Regions from separate parts of the Homo sapiens genome. Here region 1 is linked to region 2. Evidence: read pairs that join two places in POLR2A ChIA-PET (ENCODE). Cell type or tissue: IMR-90. All regions are shown on one strand. Links, peaks and the distances in the headings refer to the core of each region. The heading gives the core; the rest is flanking DNA.

Region 1 (8,339 bases), core at 3,693-6,192, 120 kb after region 2:
AAATAAACAGAATAATATATTTCCTTGGTCATGAAAAGGAAATATTCTGCAAAATATTTTGAAACAACATATTTATTAATGCACTCTTGTCAAAACAGAAAGTTGTATAGTAAACGACATTTCTGGCAATATTGAAGAGTTGTTGTTCAAGCTAGAAACCACAATATGTTTCCTTCTCAGCATAAACAAGATGGAATCCTTGTATACGCTTATCACTCTGATGCCCACTATAGTAGAATTTGGGTATTATGTTGCATGTCTATTATTGTGTTAATTAACATAATATTTTTGTGTTCTTTCTTTCACACAAAATGGTGGATCCACAAAAATGGTGGATCAAAACCATTTGATATGAAATTATTTTCCTTTACATAGGAAGTATTGATCATAACCACATGTGTAAATGATTACATCTTTGTTATAAAACTTTAATTACAAATTTCCTGATTGATTAAAAATTATCACAAGCTCAAATTAAGAAGATGTCAATAAAATGTTTATTTATTCAATAAATTCCCCTTAAATATTTATATGAGATGTCCTTCTGACTTGTATTGTACATTAAGATTTTTTGGCAATTGTTTTGGGACAAGCCAAGGAGAAATGGAATAGTACTAGGGGTTTAACAAAACGGCTGTCTTTGCATTTCATCTACAAACAGAGTCTATATAACATTCATCCCTGGCAAAGAAGTTAATATTCCCTAGAAGAGAAAAATATTTAAGTCTTTAATTAATCTTAAGTAGATTTTTGTATATGGCATAAGGAAGGGATCTAGTTTCAGTCTTCTGCATATGGCTAGCCAGTTATCCAAGCACCATTTATTGAATAGGGAGTCCTTTCCCCATTGTTTGTTTTTATCACCTTTGTTGAAGATAAGATAATTACAGGTGTGCAGCCTTATTCCTGGGATCAAAACCCAAACTATAAAAACCCTGGAAGAAAACTTACGCAATACCATTCTGGAAATAGGAACAGGCAAAGATTTTATGATGAAGATGTCAAAAGCAATCGTAACACAAGCAAAAATTGACAAATGGGATCTAATTAAATTAAAGAGCTTCTGCACAGCAAATAAACCATCAACAAAGTCAACAGATAACCTACAGAATGGGTGAAAATTTTTGCAAATTATGTATCTGACAAAGGTCTAATATCCAGCATTTATAAGGAACTTACACAAATTTCAAGAAAAAAAACAAAGAGCCCAATTAAAAAGTGGACAAAGAACACTCCTTCTTTTCCAAAAGAAGAAATACATGTGGCAAACAAATATATGGAAAAAAACCCTCATCATCACTGATCATTAGAGAAAGGGAAATCAAAACCACAATTAGATACCATCTAACACTAGTTAGAATTGCTATTATTAAAAAGTCAAAAAATAATGCATGCTGGTGACATTGCAGAGAAGAAGGAACACTTATACACTATTGGTAGGGGTGTAAATTAGTTCAAACATTGTGGAAAACAGTATGGAAATTCCTCAAAGACCTAAAAAACAAAAATACCATTTGACCCAGCAATCCCATTACTGGGTATATACTCAAAGGAATATAAATTATTCTATCACAAAGACACATGAGTGCACATATTCATTGTAGCACTACTCACAATAGCAAAGACATGAAATCAACCTAAATGCCCATCAGCAGTGATAGACTGGAAATTGAAAATGTGATACACATACACCATGCAATACTATGCAGCCACAAAAAAACAAAAAACAAAAAACAAAAAACAAGATCATGTTCTTTACAGGAACATGGATAGTGCTGTAGACCAATTATCCTTAGCAAACTAATACAGGAACAGAAAACCAAATACTGCATGCTCTCATTTATAAGTGAGAGCTAAATAATAATGAGAACACATGGACATGTAGAGGGGAGTGGGAAGAGAAAAAGGATCAGGAAAAATAACTAATGTGTACTAGGCTTAATACCTGGGTGATGAAATAATCTGTACAACAAGCCCCCATGACATGAGTTTACCTAAATAACAAACCTGCACATAAACCCCTGAATTTTAAATACGTTTTAAAGAAGGCGAGATAAATAGATCTGGGTGTGTGTGTATAATCTGGAGGAATGAAAAGGATATGTACTGTCTTTTTGAGGAGGTGGTGTAACCACGTGGTTGACTACTGGTTTTTGATTTACAGACCGGGTATCAGGCCAACACTTTCCCACTGAGGAGCACTGTGACTTTGAGAAAGTTACTTAAGCTCTTTGAGTCTTGTTTCTCAAATATCAAATATGGGCAATAGCAACCTTCTCAAATTGTCATTATAAATAATTATTAAGATAATACATGAAAAATGCCCACCATAGTACTATGTCTTACCTTTAGCAGAAGCCACAAAACAAAAAACTGATTTCAGGAGTTACTGAGGGAGGGGAGGAAATAGTCATACACACACTTGCCTCTATTTCTACTTTGGCAAAAAGTGGCATATGGTTATAAAGACCAAACATTTCTATGACAGGATTCATTCCTTCAACAGAAAACAGTTTAGGTGAGGTTTGGACTCTATATAAAGGAGGGGTCAGATTGCATTTTATTTAGAAACTAATAAAGGATTTGAAGCAGTCAAGGGGCATGCTATGTTTATAATAATTATTTTGGCTTCTATGTGTAGAAATATTTGAAGGACGGCAAGACTGGAAAGAGGAAGGTAAGTTAGGAAACTACTACAATTGCTGAGGCAAATGATGAAGGCAGTCAGCAGGAAGAGACACGGATAGACCGGAACATGTTCTGGATGTAGAGATGACAGAAGTTACCGGTGATACAATATTGGGAGAAGAAACGTGTGCATGTTCCAGGACAATTCCTGAATTTTTAGCTTGATCCACTGGAACAGATAATGATGCTATTTAATAAAAATGGAAGTGACAGAGAGAAGCAGGTTGAGGAAGAAATTAATTAATACAAAGTTTGAGATGCTTACTGAGTACCCAAAGCTGTCAAGGAGACAGTTGAACATACATTTAGAAGGGGGGACAAGTTGGAAATAAAAACACTGGAGTCATCCAAATATAGTTAGCCTTTTAAAGTCACTCAATTACTAGAGCTAAACCAGGAGGCATAGAAGCAAGTAGGAAATTCAGAATGCTCAGATGTTTAGAGGTTGACAAGCTAAGAGCCAACAGAGGAAATGAGAGAGAAAGTGGCTGGCAAAGAATAAGAAAGCCAGAAGGGCAAGTGGTGTCACAGAAAGCCAGACAAGAAAGTGCCTCTTAAAATAGGGAATGGACATCAGCCTCAGTGCTGTGAAAGGGCAATAAATGAGATGGTATGAGAAAAACACCTATTACACTTCCAGACATGTAGCAGGTATTCAGTAAATGTTACTTCCCTTAACTTTCTGTTTTCTTTCTAACAGTGTTTAGTGGTTAAGAGTGTAGGCATAGGAGCTGATCTGCCTGAGTTCAAATTCTTCCTCTGCCATTCCATAACTGTGTGACCTTAGGCAAGTCATTTAACTTCTCAGTACCTTAGTTTCTATATTTTATTTTTATTTTTTGGGGATGGAGTCTCCCTCTGTCACCCAGGTTGGAGTGCAATGGCACCATCTCGGCTCACTGCAGCTTCGGCTCACTGAACCCTCAACTGGGTTCAAGCAATTCTCATGCCTTAGCCTCCTGAGTAACTGGGATTACAGGCACATACACCATGCCTGGCTAATTTTTGTATTTTTAGTAGAGACCAGGTTTCACCATGTTGACCAGGCTGGTTTCAAACTCCTGACTTCAAGTGATCCTCCTTCTTTGGCCTCCCAAAGTGCTGGGATTACAGGCGTAAACCACCACACCCAACCAGTTTCTATATTTTAAAATGGAGGTACCAATAGTGCTTAATTCACAGGGATGCAGCTAACATGTTGCAATCAATCAGTAATGTTAATTACTATTTCCTTTCATAATTGTTTTTTAAAAGTATACAATAGGTATAATTTTTTTCAATTTTCATAATTTTTACTTGGCTAAGTGTCTTAATTATCTCAATTATATTTCCATGGCCAGTGAGATAATAAGCAAAGCCCACCCTTTCTTTTCACATTGTACAGATATCCACTTTTTAAACATGTTTAATTGACATATAATAATCCTATATTTTTACAGGGCACAATGAGATATTTTGATGTATATGCATACAGTGTATACTGTAGAATATTACAATTAAATCAAGCTAACATATCTATCACTTCACCTATTTTTTATTTGTAGTGAGAACACTTAAAATCTACTCGTTGAACAATTTTGAAATACACAATATATCACTATTAAGTATAGACATCATGCTGTTCAATAGATCACTGAAATGTATTTCTCCTGTCAAACTGAAGCCTTGTACCCTTTGGTCAACATCTCTCCTTCCCCTATTTTCCCACTGCCTCTCCCAGTCCCCAGCTCCTGGTAACCACCATTCTACTCTACTTCTGTGAATTTGAATATTTTAGATTATACATGTAAGTGAGATCATGCAGTATTTGTCTTCCTGTGCCTGGCTTATTTCACTTAGCATAATGTTTTCTAGTTCATCAGTGTTGAAACAAATGACAGAATTTCCTCCTTTTTTAAGGCTATATAGTGTTCCATTGTGCATATATAACACATTTTCTTTATCAGTTCATCTATTGATGGACACTGAGATTACTTTCCTATCTTGGCTATTGTGAACAATGCAGCAATGTACATGGGAATACAGATTATCTTTTCAACATACTGATATTGATTCTCTTGAATATATAGCCAGAAGTGGGATTGCTAGATCATATGATAATTCAATTTTCAGTTTTTTCAAAATCCTGTTTTTCATTATGGTTGTACTAAGTTATATTCCCACTAACCATTTACCATGATTCATTTCTCCACCTCCTAATGTTTATATTTTATTTTCTGAATAATAGCCATTCTAATAAGTGTTAGGTGATATTCTGTTGTGGTTTAATTTGCATTTTCCTGATGATTAGAGATGTTGAGCATTTTTTCATATATCTAGTCACCTTTTATATTTCTTCATTTAAGCAATGTCTCTTGAGGTTTGCCTTAATTCATTTGTGCTGACATAATAAAATACTACAGACTTGATCATTTGTAAATAACAGTAATTTGTTTTTCACAGTTCTGGAGCTATGTAAGTCCAAGATCAAGGCATCAACAAGTTCCATGGCTGGCGAGGGCTGCCCTCTGCTTCCAAGATGGTGCATCATTGCTGTGTCCTCACATAGTGGAAGGTGAAAAGGCAAAAGGGCTGAATGCTGAATAAGCCTCTTTTTAAGGGCCTTAGTCCCATTCAGAAGAGAGAAGGCCTCATGACTAATCACCTTCTACAGGCCACACCACTTAATACTATCACACTGGTAGTTGTTTCAGCATATGAGTTTTGGGGGACAGCCAGACCATAGCAAAGTTCTTTGCCCATGTTTTAATTAATTGGGTTGTTTTCCTGTTATTGAATTGTTTAAGTTTCATATATTTTGGATATTTGTCCCTTATCAGCTATATGGTTTGCAAGTATTTTCTTTTAATCTGTAATTTTTCTTTTAACTCTTTTTTTTTTTGTTGTTGTTGTAAAGTTTTTTTAGTTTGATGAAATTTCATTTGTCTATTTTTGCTTTTGTTGACTGTGCTTTTGGGGTAATATCAAAGAAATCATTGCCTAGAACAATGTTGTGGAGCTTTTCCCCTACGTTTTTCTTCTAGTAGTTTTACAATTCTAGGTCTTAAATTTCTTTCTTTAATCCATCTTGAGTTTATTTTTGTCTTTAGTGTGAAATAAAAATCCAATGTTATTATTCTGCATTTGGATATTCTACTTGTAAAGAATACAGTTATTTTTATTGTCTGGAGTCCTGACAAGAAACAGAACTCACTTCAGATTGTTCAACTGAAAAACAAAACAAAACATTAATGTATTGTACTTTCTGAGGTATAGGAATAGCAAAAGGAGTAAATCAGGGATGGTGGAGCATGCTGAGACTAGCAACAGCTGAAAGTAATTTCCTCTCACAGGACCAAAGAGGCATGAGGAAGAAATGGTGTTACCAGCATTCACTGAGGATTAGAATTGCAAAAATGTTGCTTTCTAGTGGGAAAAAGGAAAAAAAGTTATTACCAAGGACAAGGTAATGTACAACTTCCTCTCCTCCCACCTTCCTATCTCAGTGCACTAGGACCACTGTCTGGTTAGAAGCAGAAGCCAGCTGGCAAAGAAATTACAGTGAGGCAGTTTGCAGAAATTAGCTTTCTAAGGCCCAGATGGAGCGTAGCATGGTGGAGCATAGACTAAGGGAACAATGAAAGACCATGGATGCTTTGATATTCTCTAGTGTCATGTTCATAGTCAAGTCCCAGTAAATAATACCCAGACACAAGTGATTCCTCCCAGTTTCAATATCCTCCTTCCATGCTGGTAGCCTATCTACAGTCAACACCACCAGCTTCTAAACTATGCTTTATGTCACCAAGATTTTTACAGTCATTAACCTACATGGTGTCTCCTTAGCACTTTGCTTCTAATTAAAATATATATACTGATATATGTTGTATATATATTCAGTTGCAAAAGTGTTTACAAATTATTAAAGTTACATGCATGATCCAAACTCTTCTGCAAAATAAGCCAAAACTCTTGTTTGTTTTCAAGATCTGGACAGAATTCCTTGATTTGACTACATCCCACAAGAATGCTTTCATTCCTGCTTTTTACTGGAAACTTTTAAACTGTTGACACCACGGATTTTAAAAAATAAACAGATGGGCATAGCTTCATGACTTCATTTTATATTGTAAATATAAATATTCAGAGAGATAAAAGACAATGTCTCTATTTTTAATGTTTGTAAATTTAAAAATTTGCCGACATCATTTTATCCATATATACTTTGCTTGGCTTTTGTCCCTTAATAGATCTATAACTGTGTTGGGAAGTTGTTTAATCATAAGTCATTCTAGGTAAGTTAGAGTTTTAAAAAAATAAAAATGAAAGAATTAAAAAAAAAATAACCCTGATGTCAAGATAAGTAAAAATGTGAGATTAGCAAAACTGATTACAGTCACGGTAGAAAGAACATAAATCCTTTTCAATAATTTTTTTCTTTATTAAAAAAAACCCCTTTTCTCACTTTACAGGGGAAAAAAAGGGTATTTGGCATACAGTAGTACTGGACGTTATCCAGAGAAGAGTTTTTTTCAGAACTTGGTCCCTTTTCTAATCTGAACAAGTTCAAGCTACAGCAAAATTACAGTTTCCCAGTCTCCTTTTAATTTCCAATTTTTGTTAAAAAGGAACCTCAGAAGATATTGACTTCGTACTACTAAATTTGAGACAGGGCAGGTTAGAAATGTTTGCAATTTAACTAATATCAGTAACCTAATGGTGATGAACAAAATTTATATGTAGATGGAAAAATTTAAGCTAGTAAACACTATTTTGTCGTTTTTAATTGAGATGGATTTTTACATTTTTTTTTGTTCTAAATGGATATTTTACCATCACAAAACGGATGGTAATTATAAATTACATTTTGCCCAACATGGAATCAGAAAAAAGAAAAGACTTTTCATGATGCATCAATAAATAATGATTACATATCAGCTGAGCACAAAATCATGGGTCAAAATTAATAAATACAAATAATTTATGTTTTCATTTTCTGTGTATCAGATTTTGTTGTTGTTGTTCAAGAGTAATTTGTCCAAAATTTGTTTCCACATAATTTGATTACATTTATATTTTAGGGAGAATTCTTATAGTCTGGTTGGTGCTTTGCTCATGTCAAAGACATGTAATAAGCAAGTCATACACTTTGGGATCTCAATTTCTCTACAGAGAGTGGAGCCCTAAAATGGATGAATAATGAGACAAATAGTACTATAACACTGAGCAACAGGTGCCATAAGTATACATAGACTAATGTGAGCCCATATATTCAGTAAAGTTTCATGGATCTGAGACTTCAGATGATCCCACAGTGAGACTGAGTTAGCCAGTATACAGATCACATAAGTAAAAATTTTTTGGAAGAAAATTTTCTAAGGTGATGATCTGACAACTTTGGTTTCTAAAATATTTTTAAAGTAATAACTCAGATTTAGAATTTGTTTCTTGTATACACAATTTTCTTTGAATACTAAGAGCCACACATCTCAGTGTGATCAAGATAGATACTTTTTAAAAAATGTGAAATTGGCTACTTAAAATATGTGATGTGGCTTTGAGAGAGAGAGAGAGACCTGTGAGTTGGAAGCTTGGTCTAGAGAAAGTCTGCTCTGTATCCCTTCTGTCTATGGAAAGATTCTCAAGCCACAGAACAAATACAAATAATTCCA
Region 2 (8,339 bases), core at 2,339-4,838:
ATTTTAAGTGGTTTTTTGATCATTCATATTGAGAATTATTATTAATATAGTTGGGTTAAGATCTAATATGTTTGTAACTTTGTCTTTTTGTTGCCTTTTTTCTTTTTTTTCCTTTCCCACTTTCTCTGGTTTTAAGTGAGCATCTTATATAATTCCATTTAATCTCCTGTCTTAGAATATATATATATATATATATATATATATATATATATATATATATATATATATTTAAATTAATGATTTCCTTAGAGATTTCAATATACATTTTTAACTAATCTAATTTTCATTCAATAACACTACGACACTTCACTTGTAGTACAGGTTCCTTATAACAGACTATTCTCAAATCCTTCTTCCTCTCCCTATGATATTCATTTCATTCATTGCACTTACCCATATGCTATAATCACACAATAACTTGTGCCTATTATTATTTTTAAGGAATGGTTAATTTTAGATCAAATGAAAATAAGAAAAGTAAAATATTTTTATCTTTTTTGTTATCTCTGAGGCTTTTCTTTTGTGTATGTAATCAAAGCTTGTGACTCATATAATATTATTTCTGCCTAAAGAAAAATTTTAACAGTTTTTGCATGCAGGTGTGTTGACCATGGGTTCTTTACATCTTTCTTTGTCTGAGAAAGTCTTTATCTCTCATTCACTTTGAAGGATAATTATGCTGGATATAGAATTATTGTCTGAGCTTTTTTTTTTTTTCTTTCAACACTTTAAATATTTATCCCACTACATTCTTCCTTGCCTACTCAATTAATCCATCCTCAAGGTGCTAATAAAGACATACCTGAGACTGGCTAATTTATAAAGGAAAGAGGTTTAGTGGACTCACAGTTCTACATGGCTGGGGAAGCCTCAAAATCGTGGTGGAAGACAAAGGAAAAGCAAAGGAACATCTTACATGGCAGTCAAAAGAGCTTGGGCAGGGGAACTCCCATTTATAAAACCATCAGATCTCATGAGGCTTATTTACTAACATGGGAACATTACAGGGGAAACTGCCCCCCTGATTCAACTATCTCCACCTGGCCCTGACACGTGGGGATGATTACAATTCAAGGTGAGATTTGGGTGGGGACACAGCCAAACCATATCACCTGCTTTGGGACAAGAATTCCACTGTACTCTTGTTCCTCTGTAGGTAGGATGCAGCATTTTCCTCTGAAATGTTTTAAGATATTTTTTCTTCTCTGTCTTTTATAGGGGGAAGTAGGGGTTCAAAGTTGAATATGATTTGCCTAGATTTGTTTTTGGTTTTGTTTTGGTATCTATCCTGTCTAGTGTTCTCTGAGCTTCCTGAATTTATGATTTGGTGTCTATCATTAATTTTAGAAGGTTCTCAGATATTATCGTTTCAAATATTTCTTTCTTCTTCTGGTACTCCAATTATGTGTATGTTACACCTTTAAAATTGTCCACATTTTAAAACTTACTTATTTTTTTCTCCTCAATTATTTTTTCTCATTGAATTGCAGGTTAGGAATTTTCTGTAGACCCATTTTCAAGCTCAATGATTCTTTCCCCAGATGTATCTAGTCTACTAATGAGCCTGTCACAGACATTCATTTCTGTTACAGTGTTTGCAATTTCTAACATTTCTTTTGGATTCTTTTTCAAGGTTTCCATCTCTCTGCTTACATTACCTAACTGTCCTTGCATGTTGTCTATGTTTTCCAGTAGAGCTTGTAACATTATCATAGTTTTTAAAAAATTTCCTGTCTGATAATTCCAACATATGTGTCATGTCTGAGTTTGGTTCTGATGCTTACTTGCCTCTTTAGACTTTTTTTTTTTTGCTTCTGCCTTGTCATTTTTTATTAAAAACTAAGCATTTTTTATTGATTAATAGGAATGAAGGTAAATAGGTTTTTAGTGTGAGGATATATGTAAATTTTCTTAGGTTTTGAACTGTATCAATATTTGATTTGGCTTTAAGTGACGACGTTTTCAATTCCCCTACTGTCCTTGTTTTGTCTCCCTGCTTGGCCTTGACTTTGCTTAAATACTACTCCTCCAAGAGGGTATGTGCCTCACAAAGCTTACAGCTGTAATCCACTGTTAAGCCTAATAAGAAATGGGGGAGATAAATCATTCTCTTCTACAATTAATTCTTAGTTTTACTGGACTTCTCAAGTATGTTTCTCCTGGTATAGCTTCCTACCTCCTTGATAAAACAGGAAGGCTAAAGGAGCTGGATTGGCAGGAAACCACTACCCTCAGCTAGGATACAACCCTGGTAATGTCTTCTCCGCTGGATAGTAGTTCTCTGTTACAGAGAAAACTCCAGATTTATTATACAATGACCATCTTCTGCCCATTCCAGAGCCATGAGGGACACTTACTTACATCTTCAACTTGAGAACTTGGTAAAGTTTCTAAAGGAAAAACCCATGAAAGTGCAGTCTACCCCTAAGACTACAGAACCCAGGAGTTTCTCACTTTCATGTTAGTCCATATTCAGCTTCCAGCAACCAATCAAAATTACCATTGAAGTGTTTATACCCAGGTTGGACTCCAGTGACTTTTGCTCCAGTTAAGCAGATCTCAGCTGTGACTCTCCGAATTCACCTATCTATCTATATTTTAGGTGGCATTTTGCCCTGAAACCTAAGTTTTCTGCCTGGAGCCAAGAAAGATTATTTGTATTTCAGTTTCTTCAGATTTTTTAAATTGTAAGGATGGAAGTTACTTCCAAGTTCTTTACATGCTGTTGCTGAAACCATAAATGCCATTTATTTTAAATTGGTGAACTTTGTCTTTCTTTTTAGCTTCCAAAATTCTACTGCTATAGTCTGCTTTCCTCTTTTCATTGTTCCTAGGTAGATCAATAGATAGATCATATAGATATAGATACAGATGATATAGATATAGTGGTGAGAACATGTAATATGAGATCTACTCTCAACAAATTTTTATGTGTACAGTACAGAATTGTTAACTACAGGCACAACATTGTAAGCAGATCTCTAGGAATTAATCACCTAGCATAACTGAAACTTATATCTATTGTATAGCAACTTTCCATTTCTGCCTCCAACTGTCTCCAGAAAACCACAATTCTACTTTCTATTTCAAAGAATTTGATTACTTTACGCACCTCATATAAATGGAATCAAGCAGTATTTGTCTCTTATGTCTGACCTGTTTCACATAGCATAATATTCTCAAGGTTTGTCTATGTTGTTGGATATGGCAGGATTCCCTTCTTTTTTAAAGCTGAATAATATTTCATTGCATGTGTATACCACATTTTCTTTACCCACTCATCTGTCAATGAGCATTTAGGTTATTTTCACATTCTGTTATTTTAAATAATACTGAAATGAACATAGGAGTGCAAATACAGTACACAAAGATTCCAATTTCTTCACACGGTTGCCAAAATCTGTTATTTATTTATTTTTTTTTGGCAACAACCACCCTAACAGGTGTGAAGTATTAGGTTGGTGGAAAAGTTATTGCAGTTTTGCCATTAAACGTAATAACATAACCATAATTTCTTTTGCACCAACCTAATAATATTGTGGTATTGATACAGATTTTCTTGATGATTAATGATGTTGAACATCTTTACATGTATCCATTGGCCATTTGTATATTTTCTTTGGGAAATGTCTATTCAAGTCCTTTGCTCATTTTTAAATCTGGTTATTTGTTTTCTTACTATTGATTTGGAAGATTTCCTTTTATATTTTTAATATTAACATGTTATCAGGTATGTAGTTTGCAAATATTTTTTCTGACTTCGTAGGTTGTCCTTTCACTCCATTAATTATTTCCTTAGCTGTGCAGAAGCTTTTTAGTTTTATGTTTTACCACTTGTTCATATTTGCTCTTTTTGCCTGTGCTTTTTTGTCATATCCCAGAATCATTGTGAAGACATATCATGAAGCTTTTCCCTATGTTTTCTTCAAGACAAGAGTTTCAGGTCTTACATTTAAGTCTTTAAAAAATTTTGAGTTGATTTTTGTATACTGTATAAGGTAGTGGGTCTGATTTCATTCTTTTGAATGTGGATACCTAGTTTTTCCAAGGCCAGTTGTTGAAGATAATATTTTTCCCCATTCTGTATTCTTGGCACCTTTGTCAAAGATCAATTTAACTTATTTATATGGATTTATTTCTGTACTCTCTATTAGGTTTCATTGGTTTATATGTCTGTCTTTATGCCAGTATCATACTATTTTAATTACTGTAGCTTTGTAATGTATTTTGAAATCAGGAAGTGTGATGCCTTCAACTTTGTTCTTTTTCAATGGCCTGAGGATTCTTCATGTGATATTTGTCTATTATCTCTTCTTTATTCCCATTGGCACTCCCTTGATTGAAGCTCTCTGTCACTATGTCTCGAATAAACTATTGTTATAATCTGCCTCCAATGTTATCTTCCCCTAATCCATCATCCATAAAGCTACCAGAGTGACATGTGTGACTTAATAATGTCTTTATAGACCAAGCATGATGCCTCATGCCTGTAATCCCAGCACTTTGGGAGGCCAAGGCGGATGGATCATTTCAGGTCAGAAGTTTGAGACCAGCCTGACCAACATGGTGAAATCCCTTCTCTACTAAAAATACAAAAATTAGCCGGATGTGGTGTGGTGGCACACACCTGTAATCTCAGCTACTCAGGAGGCTAAGGGAGGAGAATCACTTGAACCTGGGAAGTGGAGGTTGCAGTGAGCTGTGATTGAGCCACTTGTACTCCAGCCTGCCTGGGTGACAGAGCAAGACTCTGTCAAAAAAAAAAAAAGAATGTTCTTATGATATTTGTTGCTTAAAATTCATGAAACACTGCACAAAGATTATAAATAGAGGCTAAACTTTGGATATAACCTTAGGCTTAATGATTTTAATTTATCTGACTTCCTGAGCAACTGGAAGATCTCACAATGACCCAATAGTTATCTATTTATTTGCCTAAAAATGTTCCTACTCTTAAAAAAACCTTAATTCACATTTACTCATTTTTTATTACTCATCTGATCTCTGTAAGCATTAAAATTTGAGATTCCCATTCTATATGATTCAGTGCTATTCAATAGAACTTTCTCCAGTAATGGAAGTGATTGATATTTTACTGTCCCAAATGTGGTCACTTGCCACATGTTGCTGTGGAGCACCTAAAATGTGATTAAGGTGACTGCAAAATTAAGTGTTTTATTATATTTAATTTTAATTAATTAACATTTAAATTTGAGTGGCTACATGTGGTTAGTGGTTCTTATTGGACAATACTGAAACAAACCACACTACTTGGAATATGTGATTAATGTTAGAGTTTGCTTAGGTCTTTGGTCTTATTTTTTACTATGTTCTTCTATGTCGTACATAACTCACTGGTCATAGTGAACCACCTGAAATGTCCCAAATGCATCACAGTTTTATACTTCCTCCTAGCTCATGTTTTTCTCTTCCATCAATTAATGAAATTCACTTAGGCTTTAATACTCATTTAAAAATAACTTCTCTATAAAGACTAAATTGATATTTGTCATTGTCTTGATCTTTACAAGTAGCTGTTACTCCTTTTTGTCATTTACACCATCAGGTACTTAACACAGAATTGTCTCAAATCAACTATGACATTCCATTGTGTTTGTTTTTTCATATGTCTCTCTCTTATTAAAAGAGAGTGCACTTAATACGCTTCTCAAGAATAAAGATAATGCACTATTACCTTTGTAACCTAGCACAGTGGGTACTCTATATGTACTAAATAAGTATATGTGGAATAAACCAACACATAGACAGTTAGGACTCTGATGCAAATCAATTTGAAAACTGGTTACATGATCTTACCAATATCTATTCTAAAAAAAATAACTCCATTAAATAAGAGCCATATTATCAGAGTCTCTAAAACTTTGATAGAGAACAGTATCTCTTTCAGTTTATAGGATATATAAAAATAAAATTTGAAATTAGTTGTGTTGATGCAGAGATATGATCATAGTTTCCTTTAAATTCCACCAGTGTATCTCTATGACTATATATATGAGAGATTATTTGGAGATCATAGTAAAAGTTGAGATTTGGGAAACTGTGAATCTCAAATTCAGTGTTAAATGTTCCTACTACACCTTGCCTCCATGGTAGACCTTGATTATCATATATGGAAACATAAAGGAAAAGGAATATATTAATCTTTGCACATGTATAATTTTTACTTTTTGAAACTTTTATAGGTTTTAGTGAGAGAATATAAGAATAGATAGGTTCAGATATTTCTTAACACTGTTTTGAACAATTGTCATTTTAATCTAAGATTTCCAAAATTTCTTATCATTTGATTGCCTTTTTACCCCTCATTGTTTTTTGTATGTAATTATTGATTAAAAAACCTGGTTGTTTGCTAAAAGAAATTCATTTTCCCATAATGTTGCATGGAATATAGAGCTATGAATCATAAAGACACATAATTTATGTATTTGGAGGAATGCATTACTGCATGTTTTCACTTGTATTAAATTATACCCCGAAGATAACTGTAAATATTATTCAAGCTGCTTTTTTCTGGTTGACATGAAAACACAAAATTCCTTGATTTATAGTGTGGATGAAGATTAGCATTCAGAAGTAATTTTTATTCTTAAGAAAAAAATAGCTTGCAGAAAGTAATTCATTTGTTTTAAGAGAATTTCCATCTATGAACATAAGAAATTGCAATAGCCATAAAACAGCTCTGCCAGACACTTAATTAAGTTTACTGTTATGGAAATTAATTTCTTTAGGGCCTAATTATTCTCACATTCATGCATTTAAAGCAAAATCTGTTGACAGCTACATATTCTACATGGCATGGTTAACATTATCAATGAGGATAATATTCATTAATCACTCAAGATTATTAAATCTGATTTTGTATCTGTTTCCTCACTCTCTTTTAACCACTGCAAATATGTGTACATTGGTTTTACAAGGCTAATGAGGTACAGCTACTCTGATAAAGCAGAAATTTTCTAGGTAAATTCTTTATGGGAGGGGGCAGGACTTGGGCATTTGTTATTGTTATAACAAATGCCTAAAATATTGGGTATTGAATTTGGGACTAAATGGTGGTAGCCAAGAAAACAGATTCTTTAAAAGGCTCACAAATGGAAGGGATAATAATACAGGAAGCTAGAAAAATGGCAAACTATGCTACCCACTTATAATAAAAATTTACTGCTATAAATTGGAAGATAGTAAATGGACTCAATGAACTTACAGATTTGGGAAGATGACTTCCAGGCAAAATGTTGAAGCAAGAACTAATGGCTTTATGCAGCTTATGATTAGTTACTACAAGAAAGATGGTCTTTTGTGTTAATCAGACCTGAATATGAATCATAGTTTCACTGCTTCACAGGTGAGGCACTATGAGCAAGTTTTCCTCTCTGAGACTTGGTTTGTAAAATTATGCTTAAAATAAAGAAAATAATAACCCCCATCCCAGAGAATTATTGTTCGGCTTTCACATTTAGATAGGTGTGCCTAGCACCTGAAATATCATAATTCATTAATAGTCCCAAAAGCCACAGTATGTTAAATGAATGAATATACTTCAATATGATCGCATGTAGCCTTTACAGTGAAATAGAATAGAAGAATCTATTAAGCCCCACCAAAACCTCCACAAACTACAATGTACTGTCCATGAGGGCAGAAACATGTTCTGCCTTGTTTATTGCTCTATCCCAGGCTCAAAATGATGTACATAATAGACACTCAATACACATATAAACATTGGGTAAGTGAATCAGAGAAAATTTTAATTTCTAGAATTAGAAAAAAGGGGACTGGTGGGACCATCTTTTTGCTTGAAGATGGCTCACGTAATTGCATTTGCCTACGTTGAGTTAATTGCAGAGACTGTGGCCACCTGAAAGAGACATGTTTTCTAAAAGAGTCACTACTACTCACCTCCAACACTCTGGCACTGTTTTAAAATAACAAACAAAAAAAAATCTGAATTTTTATAGACAATCTACCAACTTAAAATATTTGCTTAAAATTCTTGGGGTACACTTGAAAGTCTAAACAAAACATAACACTGGGAACATATGCCACATAGTCCATCAGTTTGCAATGTCTGAACTTTGCCTTTGACTTTATATTACAATCATTTTTATATTCTCAGCATGGCGTATATACTATTACAAGTGTGCATATTTTGTGTCTTAGAGTCTGCACTTGAAAAATGAGAAAGCAACAACTCCTTCCTACAATTGTTAGGAAGATCTGGTGAAATAGTGACTTCAGAGGGAAAGGTTTTTATAAATGATAAAGTGCTCCACAGTAGTCATTGATCATTGGTATTCTTCCACAGCACTTTTAGTTGG

The links. Peaks named below come from ENCODE experiments on the same cell type or tissue, not always from the same donor. Only the 100,000 strongest peaks of a DNase experiment are listed, where the experiment ranks them.
Region 1: POLR2A ChIA-PET joins it to region 2 with 6 read pairs; 5 of 35 experiments call an interaction of 5 or more read pairs at or near these places.

What each region holds. Positions count from the first base shown.
Region 1 is chr12:91,310,326-91,318,664 of GRCh38, forward strand. The region is part of intron 8 of LOC105369896 (a long non-coding RNA gene); the gene reads right to left. It overlaps LOC107984544 (a long non-coding RNA gene), which reads left to right. Exons shown (of 3, transcript XR_001749252.2): 2 at 5,131-5,242; 3 at 6,021-6,129. Among named protein-coding and RNA genes, the nearest start is that of LINC02823, 12 kb to the right of the region's middle. In IMR-90, for the core only: no CTCF peak of the experiment used is centred there; no DNase peak of the experiment used is centred there; H3K27ac peaks cover 1,166 bases.
Region 2 is chr12:91,195,262-91,203,600 of GRCh38, forward strand. No RefSeq gene overlaps it. Among named protein-coding and RNA genes, the nearest start is that of DCN, 17 kb to the left of the region's middle. In IMR-90, for the core only: no CTCF peak of the experiment used is centred there; no DNase peak of the experiment used is centred there.